2 separate regions of the Homo sapiens genome follow, and region 1 is linked to region 2. A link is a loop called in an ENCODE intact Hi-C map of the cell type or tissue named here. Cell type or tissue: heart left ventricle. All regions are shown on one strand.

Evidence for each region. A loop is a pair of places that touch in the nucleus more often than their neighbours do. Peaks named below come from ENCODE experiments on the same cell type or tissue, not always from the same donor. Only the 100,000 strongest peaks of a DNase experiment are listed, where the experiment ranks them.
Region 1: a loop joins it to region 2, with 11 times the contacts of the local background. A loop is called at or near these places in 72 of 110 quality-filtered maps.

The regions. Positions count from the first base shown.
Region 1 is chr1:201,873,923-201,881,922 of GRCh38, forward strand. It overlaps IPO9 (importin 9), which reads left to right. Exons shown (of 24, transcript NM_018085.5): 21 at 328-450; 22 at 910-1,014; 23 at 1,230-1,306; 24 at 2,022-8,000. The coding sequence ends at 2,132. Among named protein-coding and RNA genes, the nearest start is that of SHISA4, 11 kb to the right of the region's middle. In heart left ventricle, CTCF peaks have their summits at 2,426 (motif pointing left) and 4,103 (motif pointing right); no DNase peak of the experiment used is centred here; H3K27ac peaks cover 677 bases.
Region 2 is chr1:201,969,075-201,977,074 of GRCh38, forward strand. TIMM17A (translocase of inner mitochondrial membrane 17A) reads left to right here. Exons shown (of 6, transcript NM_006335.3): 6 at 395-1,590. The coding sequence ends at 480. Among named protein-coding and RNA genes, the nearest start is that of SNORA70H, 5.4 kb to the right of the region's middle. RefSeq lists a silencer at 1,719-1,896. In heart left ventricle, a CTCF peak has its summit at 3,764 (motif pointing left); no DNase peak of the experiment used is centred here.

The sequences.
Region 1 (8,000 bases), 95 kb before region 2:
AATTACCTCCGCTGTCTCTCAAATTCTAAGTCATTGGGACTGGAGTACTGGCTCTATACAGTTCCTTGGTTTCAGAGCTTTATTACTAACAAGACTGTATCTCCTTTAATCCCTGAACTCTCATCTCTCCCAGCTTCTGAACTGTTACAATACCAAACAATAAAGTTATTTAACTTTAAGTCACTCTTTGGAGACTGGATATAGTCAGGTACAGTGAAAGTCTGAGGGGTGGTGAACTCTGGTGAGTGGCACTGAGGAGAGGACAGGGGTACTTCCAGAAGTAAGCTCAGTGACACTCTGACTTGAAACCTTTTTCTTCCTTCCCAGACCCAGAACGCTGGACAAACATTCCTTTGCTGGTCAAGATCCTAAAGCTGATCATCAACGAGCTCTCCAACGTCATGGAGGCTAATGCCGCTCGCCAGGCCACTCCTGCAGAGTGGAGTCAAGGTGCACCAGGCCCTTACTCCCAGGAGACTTTTAGCCTGGCAGATCAAGTTACAAATTGTCAAATTATCAACTTGGTTTGTTGAGTCACTAATTGAAAAAAAAAGTTGATGGAATGGCTGCTCTGTGGCTGGCACCATGCTAGGCACTAGGCATGTAGAGCTGCTTCTCCAGTCTGCCATATGAAATCTCACAGAGGCTGGGGTGGGAGGCAGCCAGGAGGCAAGCTAACATAGCCCTTCTTTGGTTTGATTCTTCTTAAGAGCCTGTCAACACTTATATCTCCAGGTTCTTTCATTGAGACTAACCAGGAGGGTTTGGCCATTTCTGATTCTCTTTCACTGGGGACTACAAGCCACATTGCAGAAGCCTTTGGGGCCCTTCTATTCTGGCCTATTTGGATTTGGGGAGGGAAAATGCATGAATGTGCTCTAGCTCTAGCTGCTTTTCATCTCCAAGTAGATGACTCCAATGATATGTGGGAGGACCAGGAGGAGGAAGAGGAGGAGGAGGAGGATGGTTTAGCTGGCCAACTTTTATCTGACATTCTTGCTACAAGTAAATATGGTAAGCTGTTTGATAAGAGGACAGCCATGGTAAATACCTTTTCTTTGCACACTGATCCCAACAGTGGGGTACCCAAGAAAGGGGAGAGGTGGGCCCACAGGGACATTTCTTGGGCTTTTGCACCTTCCGCCTCAGTCATGTGGTAGTATATCACCACTCAGGGCCTGATCATGGGCCTTTGTCCTGACCCGCCCTGTGTTGGCTATGTCTAACAGAGGAGGATTACTACGAGGATGATGAGGAAGATGACCCTGATGCCCTGAAGGATCCTCTCTATCAGATTGATCTGCAGGTGAGGGTGTCCAGAGATATCTTGCAAATGACAATGTCCCAGGCCATGGAAACAGGAATATGGGCTCAAATCCATTTATAGCCAGGCATGGTGGCTCATGCCTGTAATCCCAACACTTTGGGAGGTCAAGGCGGGAGGATTGCTTAAGCCCAGGAGTTCAAGACCAGTCTGAGCAATGCAGGGACACCCTGTCTCTACAAATAATTTAAAAATTATCTGGGCATAGTGGCACACCCCCGTGGTCCCAGCTACTCGGGAGGCTGAGGTGGGAGGATCGCTTGAGGCCAAGAGGTCAAGGCTGCAGTGAGCTGTGATCATACCACTGCACTCGAGCCTGGGCGACAAAGCAAGACCCTGTGTTCAAAAAAAAAAAAAAATCCATTTATAATTTAACATGGGAGCCTCATGGGAAAGAGTTCCTGTCTTGTTGAGTGGTCCAGGGTTTTGGGTGGGCTGGAACTTTGCACTTGATGTGTTGTAATTCATCTTCTAGAGGCTATGTTGTGAAGGTCCTTGGGGTGATACAGCCTTGGAAAAATGTTGTTTCCCTGTGGATTACCTAAACTAGATCCAAGAACATGAAAGACCATCCCTCAGGGAGCTGGCATTTGTCTAAAAACCAGCATTCCCTGTGCCATTTGATTGTGGTTCTTGCTCCACTGCAAATGGGTGACTTGCAATGTCTCACTAATGCCACTCTTGCTCTTTCCTCCAGGCATATCTCACAGATTTCCTCTGCCAGTTTGCTCAGCAGCCCTGCTACATAATGTTTTCAGGCCACCTTAATGACAATGAGAGGCGAGTTCTACAGACCATCGGCATCTAAAAAGGGGAGCCTTTCTACATTTGCTCCTTCTGGGCCAGCCGCAAACCATTTTGCAGCCCTCACTGGCCTTGAGATGCACTTTCTTCTCAACCTAAAGTGGCATCTTGACCCTTGGCCCTTGGCCTCGGCAGTGACACTGATGACAATTCAGACCAGGCTCACCGGTGCCGTCACTTAGGAATGCTGGAACAAAGGACATTTCTCAAAGTTCCCCTGAAGACATGCCATCTCTAGAACCTTTTTTCTCCCCGACTCTACCCCCACCTCTGTTCCTAGAGCCCTCTGCTGGCGAGTCCAGAAACATTATTGCCCAGAAGGATTATGTGTTTATGGATTATTTTGCCCCGCCTCAGGAGCGCAGGAAGTCACTACCATTTATATTCTAAAACAGACCTATCTATGTTCATAGGACTTCTGATGTGTTCAGATAGGAATCCTCATGAGAGATCATTATGCTTTGTGCCCTGGACCACTGCTGCTCTGGGTTCTCAGGAGGAACAGGCAAGAGCAGCTTCATTCTAAGCCTTTCCAGTGACCTCAGCCTTGCTTCTCTTCTACAACACTAAGGCTCCTCTGTCAGAGGAGGTCGTCTTGTTTTTGCTTCATTGCATGACATAACCCTTCCCCTCAAGCTGTTCCTATATATACATGCACACACAAAATAAGCCAGACAGATGGCAATTTGATCTTCCTTTTTTAGAAAAAAAAAAAAAAATGGGGAAAAGGGATTTTTTTTAAATCCACCTGACCCAACTATATTTAATATGCCTCTCCCACACATTACCACAGAGTCTGATATTCAAAGGTTATCCCCTTTCCCTCAGGAAGCCTCTAAAGTGCTTAAGTTGTAGCCCTCAAATTTGCAACATGTATTTTTCTAGGACAGTAAAGTAATCTTTACAAATGAATTTAGTTGCATGGTATAAGGTGTCTCAGCACCTGTTTGCCTTCTATTCCCTTTAGAAGGTAAGTAAAAGTAATGGGGGAAAGGATTAGGTGGAGCCTGTCTAAACATTCTAGTGTGTCTTGGCAAACATAGCCTGAAATGATTCTTAAAGAACTGGCATTGTTTAATCAAATATTTTTAAGGGAGATTCCTTAATTGGGAAGTTTAGTCTGTTTGGGGTTCAAAGAGTAAATGAGGATTAGAAAATCATGGAGAGAGGCTGGGCGCGGTGGCTAACGCCTGTAATCCTAGCACTTTGGGAGGCTGAGATGGGCGGATCACTTGAGATCAGGAGTTTGAGGCTAGCCTGGCCAACACAGTGAAACCTGCATTTCTACTAAAAATACAAAAATTAGCTGGGCATGGTGGTGCATGCCTGTAATCCCAGTTAACTTGAGATGCTGAGGCAGGAGAATCGCTTGAACTTGGGAAGCAGAGGTTGCAGTGAACCGATATCACACCGTTGCATTCCAAGGCAAGACTCAATCACACACACACACACACACACACACAAATCATGGGGAGAAAGATGAAACCTGTGTTCCCCTTTTTTTGGTAGTGCCCACATCTGGTGCCCCATTTTTAATAACCACAGGATATTTCTTTAGATTGATATTCTCACAAAGAAGAAATAGAATATAGGCTGGGCGTGGTGTGTCACACCTGTAATCCCAGCACTTACGGAGGCCGAAGCCAGCGGATCACCAGAGGTCAGGAGTTCGAGACCAGCCTGACCAACATGATGAAACCCTGTCTCTACTAAAAATACAAAAATTAGCCAGGCATGGTGGCATGCACTTGTAATCCCAGCTACTCGGGAGGCTGAGACAGGAGAATCGCTTGAACCTGGGAGGCAGAGGTTGCAGTAAGCCAAGATCGCACCATTGCACTACAGCCTGGGCAACAAGAGGAGCGAAACTCTGTCTCAAAAAAAAAAAAGAGAAAGAATATAAAGTGAATCTGAATCTCCACTCAAGGGGATGGCCCCAAGGATATTGTAGCTGGTAATTTCTTCATGCCACTAGGTGTCCCCAGTGTTCAACCTCCATGACTGAGATTGGAAGAAGTAGAGTTAAAAGTTTTTACTACCTTTGAGAAGCCTGCGGGCATGTTCACAGTCGTCCCATGCCAGCCAGGTTCTGAGGCTAACTGCTTGTGCCCCTGCTGCTTCACATGGCATTGTGGGAGTTGCTGATACTGGGGAAATGATGGCAGATCTGACCAAGTGGTGCTGAGAAAACCACCCTCGGCCTTGCAGACTCCATAGTTTATCTCAAGGCAGTGCCAGTCGGATTTGGTGCTAAAGGCATAAGGCCAAGTCAGCCTCTGATATTGGCACAAAAGAATGGTCTCATGCCAGTAGCATTGAACTGCTGAGCTTGGGAAGGCTTAAGGCTCCCACACACAGACTGAGAATGATGGGGGTCCCTCTGCGTCTGCTAATTAGACAAACATTCTATATCTAGTGCCAAAAGTGGTCCTAAATCCTTTGGCAAGGGTCCTTTCTGCTCTCATGCTGATTTGGGGGAGGACTGGGCATCCTGCCTCAGGAGAACTTGAGTCCTGAGGAAAGGGCCCTAGTAACACTTAAGGGCTACCCCTGGCTAACAGATACTCGGCTGTGGGTGAGAGCAGAAGGTCTTGGACCCCTCGATGTGCAGGTACTTAATTGTGTTTCCAGTGCATTTTCATATACATTATCCCATTTAACCTTTATAACAGGTTCACAGAGTGGATATTCCCATTCTGTTGATGAGAAAAAGAGTGGAGAGACTGTGTCCAGTGTCAGCAGGAAGAAAAAAGATCTGTTGGAGGCCAGTACATGTTGACAGAAACTCTAGACCATATTTTGTCTCCTGTCTTTGGCCAAAGAGAACTAGCTTCAGTCTGAAAAGGGCAGGGCTAAGTGGTTACAAGGAACTAAAAAGTTCAAGGTAAGACAAATGAGGTAAAAATAAAAAAGAGCACTTAGCTGCTCTGAGACATTTTAGTCTCCTGACTGGTAAACAGCAGCTGGGGCACCAAGGGGCTCCCAGGAGTTTGTCGAGCTTTTATTGGAGTGAACTGAAAGGAAAATGGAAGGAATGCTATAAGACTGAAAAGAAGTTAAAGCCCTAGGAAGGAAGCTGATAACACAAGTTACAGACGTATATGTGACATTGATTTGGGAGAATGAACCTACAACAAATGACCCAAAAGCACCTAAATAAGAGTGACGAGAGTTTAACAGACATTCATTATGGACTTCAGAGAAAATGATGCTAAACTGGTCTTAGAATCTTCTTTAATTTTGTTAACTAGGTAAATAATCTGGACATTTTAGTCAAAGCATTAGACAGACAGAGAAGTTGGTAACTGACCACTAACTAACAAACTATAAATTCACCCATTGTGGGTTGACCTGGTAAGTTCCCCCAGGGCTGTGTCCTTGGCCCCTCCTTTGATATTAGTGACAGATGACTTTTTTTATGCCTTACCCATTCCACAAAAGAATTTGAAGCCATTTACACAAGAGATAGTACTAGTAAATTAGGAGTGCTGATCAAATTTTTAGATAATAAGAAACCCTTAGGAAGGATGACAATTTAGAATCCAAATTTAGGATCCAAACAAATACCATTACAAACTATAAAAATGAGCAGAATCTAAATGTAACATTTCAATAAATGCAGATTGATAATAACATCTGTGCAGAGTTGAGGACTATAGAGTACTGTGCTGTCACTAACAGTATTGTGTGCTACTAAGAGTTTAATGGCTGGGTGTGGTGGCTCACACCTGTAATCCCAACACTTTGGGAGGCCTAGGTGGGTAAATCAGCTGAGATCAGGAGTTCGAGACCAGCCTGGCCAATGTGGTGAAACCCCGCCTCTACTAAAAATAAAAAAATTAGCTGGGCATGGTGGCACGTGCCTGTAATCCCAGCTACTCGGGAGGCTGAGGCGGGAGAATCACTTGAACCTGGGAGACAGAGGTTGCAGTGAGTCGAGATCACACCATTGCACTCCAGCCTGGGCAACAGAGCAAGATTCTGTCTCAAAAAATAAAGTTTATTATGCCAGGAGGGCCAGGTGTGGTGCCACACCCATGTAATCCCAGCACTTTAGGAGGCTGAGGAGGGCAGATCACTTAAGCCCAAGAGTTTGAGACCAGTCTGGGCAATGTGGCAATACCTTGTCTCTTAAAATTTAAAATAAAAAAAAAGTTTATTATGCCAGGAACTGTTAATGTGTCCAAAAAAACTCCAGTGTGGTTCTAGGATGAGATAATAAAAACAGGTTGTCTAGGGTAGTGTGGAAGGTCCTTTCAGTCTTCCTGTGCCTATCAGTGATCCTCATTGCCATGTTCCCTTCTGGTGCTCAACCGGAGGCTCCCTGACAGATGAGTCCTCTGCCAGAGGAAGGCTAAGATGTAGAGGACAAATCGTGTCAAGGAAAAGAAGCTTGAAGGAGCTAAGAATGCTTAGCTTAGAGAAGACAAGAGGAAACAGGACATGGCTTTGGGAAGTTCAAGGATGGTCCAGTGAAATACATACTATACTTTTGCACCCCAGCTAAGCTGACCCATGATCAGTAAGTAGGAAATAAAAGGCCAATTTCTGGCTACTCTTGCCCCCAACCCCATTTCAGTGAACTATGAACCTCTATTAGATATGCAAGGCCGGTGCTAAATGCTGGAGGGCTTTGGCCCTTTCCCTCAAGGAGCTAGTCTAGTAGGGGGTCAGAAATACAGATGGGCCTGAACATAATGATGGTTTGACTTCCAGTTTTTCAACTTTAGGATTGTGCAAAAGCTATACACATTCGGTAGAAACAGTACTTCAAGTATCCATACAATCAGTACAGTATTCAATAAATTACATGAGACATTCAACACTTTATTATAAAATAGGCTTTGTGTTAGATGAGTTTGCCCAACTGTAAGCTAATGTAAGTGATCTGAGTAGGTTTAAGGTAGCCTAGGTGTATTAAATGCATTTTTCACTTAACGGTATTTTCAACTTTTGTTGGGTTTATTGGGATGTAGCCCCATTATAAGCTGAAAAGCATCTGTAGTATAATAAATGTGGGGAGTGCTGTGAGAGAAATAAGTGTACTGGGTTTAGTTCCCACTGCCCAAAAAAGGAACTGGCTAATGGTAACCTGGGGGAGGAAGTCGGGTAAGTTGCATGGAGAAGGCAACCCTTGAACACTTGCAAGGAGCTAACAATACCTGCTTCTGGAGTATTTAAACGCCAGTGGGTATGCTAAATACTTTTACCTCAGACCACCTACTAACCTTACAAAGTAGTCCACTTTGCTCACCCAGTTTTACAGATTGATGAAACTGAAGCAGACAGATATTGTTAACCTATCAAAGGTCACCCTGCAAGTGTGTGATTATAGTCCAAGCAGCTTGTACTTGTTGCCTATTTGTTTTGCCTTTCCTGTGCATTTGCCAGGCAGATGAGAGTGGGGTAAGACATTGCAGAGAAAAAGTAAGAAAAGGCCGTCATGAAACAATTTCATTTTCAGACCTTATAAGCACGTTACAAGTACTGATATTTATGCTTAAGTTCACGGGAGTCCTGGCCAGAAATAAAGCTGGAAGGACAAGTGGGGGGCAGATTGTGAAGGATCCTTCAAGACCTGCTTCCTCTAGAGAATGGGAGACTACCCAAGATAACTAAACAGGGAAGTGATCAGGTTTTGTGTCTTAGAAAAGTGTTGCAGTGTTGATGCAAATGTGACTAGAAGGGTGACTTGGAACCTGGATTGAAGGGGTGGGAGATGGGAGAAAGGAATGCAGTCTGGCAGCAGCTACAGCAGTCCAGGTGGGAAAACCCAGAGCCTGAACTAAGGTTGTAACTAGAGGGGATAGGGTGGAAGAGCTGGATTAGAGATGTTGACAAGATAAAGTCAGTAGGACTTAAAGACTGACAA
Region 2 (8,000 bases):
TTTGTGAAAATAATTTTAAATAGCTACTGAAAAATATGACAAGAAGTGGGAGAAACTCTTCTAATCTTGATATATGGCAGCTTGTTACAGCAATTGCTTTAAAAACTTGAAGTTTGCTTCTTGCTATAATTAATCCGTCTGACTTTCCTAGCATAGTGTTTGAAAACTGTTCATTCTGGAGCATAGCAAGCCAGTCTGTCATATGTTATACCAAATTTGAAGGTTCTCCAGTACTCTTATGGGAATTAGGCAGATCTATAAAGAAATTTAGGGTTATAGCTTTAATTTAGCACATTTTTTTGTTGTTGATTGATTTACTCTCTATAGAGATTTGTTCTTTTTAATAATATAATATTCAGGTGATTTTTAAATCCTTTTTATTTCTCACTTGCAGGTCCTCAGTTTGCAGAAGACCCCTCCCAGTTGCCTTCAACTCAGTTACCTTCCTCACCTTTTGGAGACTATCGACAATATCAGTAGGACTTCTTTCCTAGGATTTCTTTAACAGAACGAGTTGTGGTTCGAGAAGGATTTCAGAAGATCAAGTTACAGTCTGTTTTTAAAACCATAGGTGGGACAGCTATGGCCAATAGGCTATAAAGAGACATTTAGCACTTTTTTCTATTTAAAGGAACAAGCGGGGAAGGGTGCTAAAAGATAATACGTTTATTTATTCACACTTGAATTGCATTTGTGATCAAAATAAATGTTTAAATCGCTAAAGGAAAATACAGTAAGTGCTTGAAAGATGAAGGACCAAAAGGCCAAAAAACAGTGAAATATGATCATCATCTCCTTGCGGACTTCTCTGCCTGGTTTTGTGTGTTCTGTTATTCAAACAATAAAAAGCTGGTGGAACTTACTCTTTCTTTTAAGATAAGTTGTAGACTTCGATGTTTCATGCTCATGTACTTCAAATAATGCATGTTTTATAGTTAGTCCCTCATCACTTGAAGTGACTTCTGAGAATTATGCAGAGTCAACATGGATCATTTCACAGTGAGATGCTTTATGGATTGAAGGATATGGTAAAATGTTTATAGTTTACTTTGAAAGTAAAATATACTATGTCTTGGTTTTGAGGATATTGGATACAAAACTCTCTTCCTTTAGGGCTACTGAGTCTTGATTCCTGATCATCAGAAATTTCACCAGAAACAACTTGCTTCCAATATACCCAATTCTATATGAAGAATTCATGGAGAGTGTACTGGCACTGGAAGAGTTTAGTGTTTCTTGTATGCTTGAAAATAAAGTATGTACTGTTTTGAATGTGTTCCAAGTCCTCTGCATAAACGATGTATTTTGGGGTCTGGTTGGGCCTGGAAAATGGATGAGCACTTCAGAACAGGTCATTTTCCTGATATTGGAAGTGACATGTGGCCCTATAGGAGGCATGATGTTAGTTAATTACACATTTGCCTACATCTGTGGGAAATGGAGAACAAAGCCATGTGGGTACTGTAAACACACGTTTATCTTTTGGCCCAATGCCATACATATGGTAGGCATTTAATTACTGATTGTGTTTGGATAATTTGGGAATTTTCGACTGTGGTAAAATATACATAAAATAATACTTATTAACCATTTGTAAGTGTATAATTCAGTGGCATTGAAATACAGTCATAATGTTGTATAACAGCCACCATTATGTATACCCAAAATGTTCTCATTATCATCAACATAAACTCCGTTTTGTTTTTAGAGACAGTGTCTTACTCTGTCACCCAGGCTGGAATGCAGTGGCACAGTCATAGCTTACTGCAGCCTCGAACTCCTGGCTTCGAGCCATCCTTCTGCCTCAGCCTCCCACACCCCATGCTGGGATTACAGGCATGAGCCACCATGTCCAGCCTTCACAAACATAAACTCTGTACCTGTTAAATAATAACTTCCCATTCTTTCCTCGCCACAACCACTAGTAACCACAATTCTGCTTTCTGTCTGTGAATTTGCCTTTTCTGGGTACCTTATATAAGTGGAATCATAAAATATTTGTTTTTGTGTGTCCGTCTTAATGCACTTAGCGTGTTTTAAGGTCCATGTAGTAGCATGTAGCAAAATTTATTTTTAGGGCTGAATAATATTCCATAGTGTGCATATACTACATTTTATTTGATGATCAGTTAGGTTGTTTCTACCTTTTGGCTATTGTGAATTATGCTGCTATGAACATTGGTGTACAACTATCTGTTTCAACTCCTATTTTTGGTTCTTTTGGATATATACATAAGAGTGAGATTACCGAGTCATATGGTAGTTCTAGGTTTAACTTTTTTTTTTTTAAAGACACAAGAGTCTGGCCGGGTGCAGTGGCTCACGTCTGTAATCCCAGCACTTTGGGAGGCCAAAGCGGGCAGGTCACAAGCTCAGGAGTTCGAGACCATCCTGGCTAACACAGTGAAATCCCGTCTCTACTAAAAATACAAAAAATTAGCTGGGCGTGGTGGTGGGCGCCTGTGGTCCCAGCTACTTTGGAGGCTGAGGCAGGAGAATGGCGTGAATCCGGGAGGTGGAGCTTGCAGTGAGCCGAGATCTTGCCACTACTCCAGCCTGGGCGACAGAGCGAGACTCCGTCTCAAAAATATAAAAGAAAGTGCTGGGCGCGGTGGCACACGCCTGTAATCCCAGCACTTTGGGAGGCTGAGGAGGGTGAATCACGAGGTCAGGAGTTCGAGACCAGCCTGGCCAACATGGTGAAACCCGGTGGGTACTAAAAATACAAAAAATTAGCTGGTAATGGTGCCGGGCACCTATAATCCCAGCTATTTGGGAGGCTGAGGCAGGAGAATCACTTGAACCTGGGAGGGAAGAGGTTGTAGTGAGCCAAAATCACACCACTACACTCCAGCCTGGGCAACAGTGCAAGACTGTCTCAAAACAAAAAAGTAATCCACTATTGCATGCCAATTTGGCACAAGATGTCAGATACAAAGCAAAACAGATGGGGTATTTCTGATGGGCATTTCAACCTTAAAAGTGAGAAACTAACTTCACTATTCCAGTAAAGACCTAGGGAAAACCTCCTTCCTAATCTGCTTGTTTCTCCAGTTATTTATTTCAGTTATTAAAACAATTTAGTTTTTTTACTTTTTATCTTGAGCTCTACTCTAGTATACCAAATTTAGTTTTAGAATATTTATTAAACAGTTCAGCTGGGGATGGTGGCTCATACCCATAATCCCAGCATTTTGGGAGGCTGAAGCAGGAAGGTCGCTTGAGGTCAGGAGTTGGAGACTAGCCTGGGCTAGTGAGACGCTAGCCACAAAATGTAAATTTAGCCAGAGATAGGGTGCACACCTGTAGTACCGGCTGCTTGGGAGGCTGAGGCGGGAGGATCCCTTGAGTCTAGGTGGTCAAGCCTGTAGTGACCTATGATTATGCCACTGCACTTCAGCCTGGGCAACAGAACAAGACTCTTTTGTTTGTTTGTTTGTTTGTTTGTTTGTTTGAGATGGAGTGCTAGGATTACAGGCATGAGCCACTGCACCTGGCCAGCACTTTCTTTAAATAGAGACAGAGTTTTGCCACATTGTCAAGGCTGATCTTGAACTCCTGGACTCAATCCTCCCACCTCGGCCTCCCAAAGTGCTGGGATTACAGGCGTGAGCCACTGTGCCTGGCCGAAATAGTGGATTTCTGAATCAGGGTTTGGAAGACATGGGTACAGCTGCACCTGCTATTGAAAGTGCATCTGTTTTTCACATAGGAAATGTCTGCAAATTATGAAAGCATGGTCATAGCTCCACCCTGTGGCATGTTACTTATAGTTAAAATTAATTGTCCAAATTCTATTCAGGCTGGGCCCAGTGGCTCATGCCTGTAATGCCAGCACTTTGGGAGGCTGAGGCGGGTGGATCACTTGGGGTCGAGACTTGAGGTTTCACCTTGTTGGTCAGGCTGATCTCGAACTCCCAACCTCAGGTGATCTGCCCGCCTCCGCCTCCCAAAGTGCTGGGATTACAGGCATGAACCACCGCATCTGGCCTCAAATAATAATAATAATAAATTCTATTCAGTCTGTTAGATCATGGATGAGACCTTGTCTCTACTAAAATTCAAAAAATTTAGCTGGGCATGGTGGCATATGTTTGTAGCCCCAGCTACTCAAGGGGGCTGAGGCAGGAGGATTCCTTGATCCTGGGAAATGGAGGGAGCAGTAAGCTGAGATCGCACCACTGCACTCCGGCCTGGGCAACAGAGCAAGACCCTGTCTCAAAAACAAGAAAATTGAGGGCCGGGTGCAGTGGCTCATGCCTGTAATCCCAGCACTTTGGGAGGCCGAGGCGGGTGGATCACAAGGTCAGGAGATTGAGATCATCCTGGCTAACATAGTGAAACCCCATCTCTACTAAAAATACAAAAAATTAGCCGGGCGTGGTGGCGGGCGCCTGTAGTCCCAGCTACTTGGGAGGCTGAGGCAGGAGAATGGCGTGAACCTGGGAGGCGGAGCTTGCAGTGAGCTGAGATCGCGCCACTGCACTCCAGCTTGGGTGACAGAGCGAGAGACTCTGTCTCAAAAACAGAAACAAAACAAGAAAATTGACAATGGCTAACATCTTTAGCTAATAAGACAAATAATTATTGGATATTTTCCCTCCTTTTCCCTATGTTTGACATATTCTAGTCCTTTTCAGTGCATAAAGCTAGGAAATATGTAGTATATAATCCATGCACATAAACTTCTGTTTATTTCTGTATCTGTCCTTGTGTTATAAAACAAAAACTAAGTCCCTCCAACTTCAATCTGGCACCACAGGATTCATTCTAGCTGTCTCTCTTAGTTGTAACAGCAAGAAACCTGGCTTCTCATTATAATAATTTGCTCATTTGTTCAATCCTGGTTACATATATTTTGGACTTAGTAAATCATAGCTCTGAGAAATGGATTTGCCAGCTAGAACAGTGTTTGTACACAGTTGTTTTCAGTCTTCAGTATCTATTCAAAACATGTTCCAAAGCTATTTAATTATACTCCTTTCTCCCCCACTCTCTTCAGTGTGGTTATGCAATTCATTTGCAATGTGATTGTATTCATTTCCCCAGACTTCATTCCATCTTTCTCTCCACATCTTGGTGGATTTTTAAATTACATTCAGTAAAATTCACTATGGGGTACAGTTCAGTTAATTTTGATAAATGCTTAGAGATGGCTACCCACCACCACAGTTTCACACAGATAATCTTAAACTACAATCACATCACTCCCAAAATGTCTTCATGCTGCCTTTTTCTTTTCTTTTCTTTTCTTTCTGAGACAGGGTCTTGCTCTGTTGCCCAAGCTGGCATGCAGTGGTGTGATCAGGGCTCACTGCAGCCTTGACATCCCAGATTTGAGCAATCCTCCTGCCTCAGCCCTTTGAGTAGCTGGGACTACAAGCATGTGCCACCATGCCCAGCTAATTTTTTTTTTTTAATTTTAGTAGAGACCAGGTCTCACTATATTGCCCAGACTGGTCTCGAACTCCTGAGCTCAAGCAATCCTCCTACCTTGGGCTCCCAAAGGGCTGGTATTACTGGTGTGAGCCACTGTTCCCGGCCCATGCTGCCTTTTTATAGCCAACCCCTCTCCCTACTCCTTCCAACCCGTGGCAACTACTGGTGTGTTTTTTGTCTGTAGTTTTATCTTTTCAGTAGATAAATGGAATCTTACGACATGTAGTATTTGGATCTAGTTTCTGTCATTTAGCAAAGTGCATTTAATTCATTCATGATGGTATGTGAATCAATCATTTATTCCTTTTTATTCCATTGTGCAGATGTACTCTTGTTTATTCATCTCTTCACCAGTTGAAGGACATTGGAGTTATTTCCAATTTTTCATGATTATTCATAAAGTTGCTATAAACCTTTACTTACTGGTTTTTGTGTGAACATGTTTTCATTTATCTTGGATAAAATAAATAGGATCACTAGGTTGTAAGGCAAGTATATGTTTAATTTTATAAGAAAATGCCAAATTGTTTCCCAAATTGTATCATTTTACGCTCTCACCAGCAACCTATGAGGGTTCTGGCTGCTGTGTATCCTTGGCACTTGGTAGTGCCATTTTTTTTTTTATGTTAGCAATTCCGATAGGTGCTAGTGGTTTTAATTTTCCTTTCTCTAATGACTAATGATGTCCATCCTTTCATCTGTTTGCCATCTGTGTGTCTTTTTTAGTGATGTGTCTGTTCAAATCTTTCATGCTTTTGTTTTTGTTTTGTTTTGTTTTGAGACAGGGTCTGGCTCTATCACCCATGCTGGAGCATTGGTGCAGTGGTATAATCTTGGCTCCCGCCTGCAACTTCCACCTCCTGGGCTCAAGCAATCCTTCCCGCTCAGCCTCCTGAGTAGCTGGGACTACAGACACATGCCACCAAGCTTGGCTAATTTTTGTACTTTTTTGTAGAGACAGGTTTTCACCATGTTGCCTAGGCTGGTCTTGAACTCCTAAACTCAAGCCATCTGCCCGCCTCGGCCTCCCAAAATGCTGGGATCACAGGCCGGGCATGGTGGCTCACGCCTTTAATCCTAGCACTTTGGGAGGTCGAGATGGGCGGATCACTTGAGGTCAGGAGTTTGAAACCAGCCTGGCCAACATGGTGAAACACTGTCTCTACTAAAAATACAAAAAAAATTAGCCAGGCGTGGTGGTGGGCACCTGTAATCCTAGCTACTTGGGAGGCTGAGGCAGGAGAATTGCTTGAACCCGGGAGGCGGAGGTTGCAGTGAGCCGAGATGGCACCACCGCACTCCAGCCTGGGTGATAGAGTGAAACCCCGTCTCAAAAAAAAAAAAAAAAAGTGCTGGGATTACAGGCATGAGCCACCACACCCAGCCACATTTTTAAATTGTTTTTCTTACTGTTTAGTTCTGAGAGTTCTTTATATATTGTGATATAAGTCCATTGTAAGACATGTGACCCGCAATTATTTTTTGTACATTTGTCAAAAGTCTGTTTCTTGAATCTCTATTCTGTCCCATTGATGTATGTGTCTACCTTTCATCAGGGTCACACCATTGCTTTATAGTAAGTTTTGAAATGAGTATGAGTCTTCCAATTTTGTTTATTTTTTCAACATCATTTTGGCTATTCTAGTTTCTTTGCCTGTCCCTATAAATTTTATAATTAGATTGTTGTTATCTACGAAAAATCCTGCTGGGGTTTTTATTGGGATTGAGTTTTATCTGTGTTTTGCAATTTTAGCATATAGTCCTGCATATAATTTGTTATATTTAAACCTCAATATTTCATTTTAGGAAATGCTTTGTAAATAGTATTGGGTTTTTTGGTGGTTTTTTGTTGTTGTTGTTGTTTTTGTGGGGGTTTTTTTGTTTTTATTTTTTTAGACCTAGTCTCGCTCTTCGCTCAGACTGGGGTGTGCAGTGGTGTGATCTTGGCTCACTGCAACCTCCACCTCCTGTGTTCAAGCGATTCTCCTGCCTCAGCCTCATGAATAGCTGAGATTACAGGCACCTGCCACTGCACCTGGGTAATTTTTGTATTTTTAGTAAAGATGGGGGTTCACCATGTTGGCCAGGCTGGTCTCAAACTCCTGACCTCAGGTGATCCACCCGCCTCGGCCTCCCAAAGTGCTGGGATTATAGGCATGAACCACTGTGCCCAGCCTGGTATCGGTTTTTAAATTTCAAATTTCATTGTTCATTACTAGTAAATAGAAATACAGGCTGGGTGCAGTGGCTCACGCCTGTAATCCTAGCACTTTAGGAGGCTGAGATGGGTGGATCACTTGAGGCCAGGAGTTAGAAAGGCACCCAGCCTGGCCAACATGGTGAAACCCCGTCTTTACTAAAAAATACAAAAATTAGCCAGGCATGGTGGCACATGCCTGTAGTCCCAGCTACTCTGAAGGCTGAGGCACAGGAATTGCTTGAACCCTGGAGGTGTAGATTGCAGTGAGCCGAGATCATGCCCCTGCACTCCAGCCTGGACAACAGAGCAAGACCCTGTCTCAAAAAAAAAAAAAAAAAAAAAGGCCAGGTGCAGTGATTCA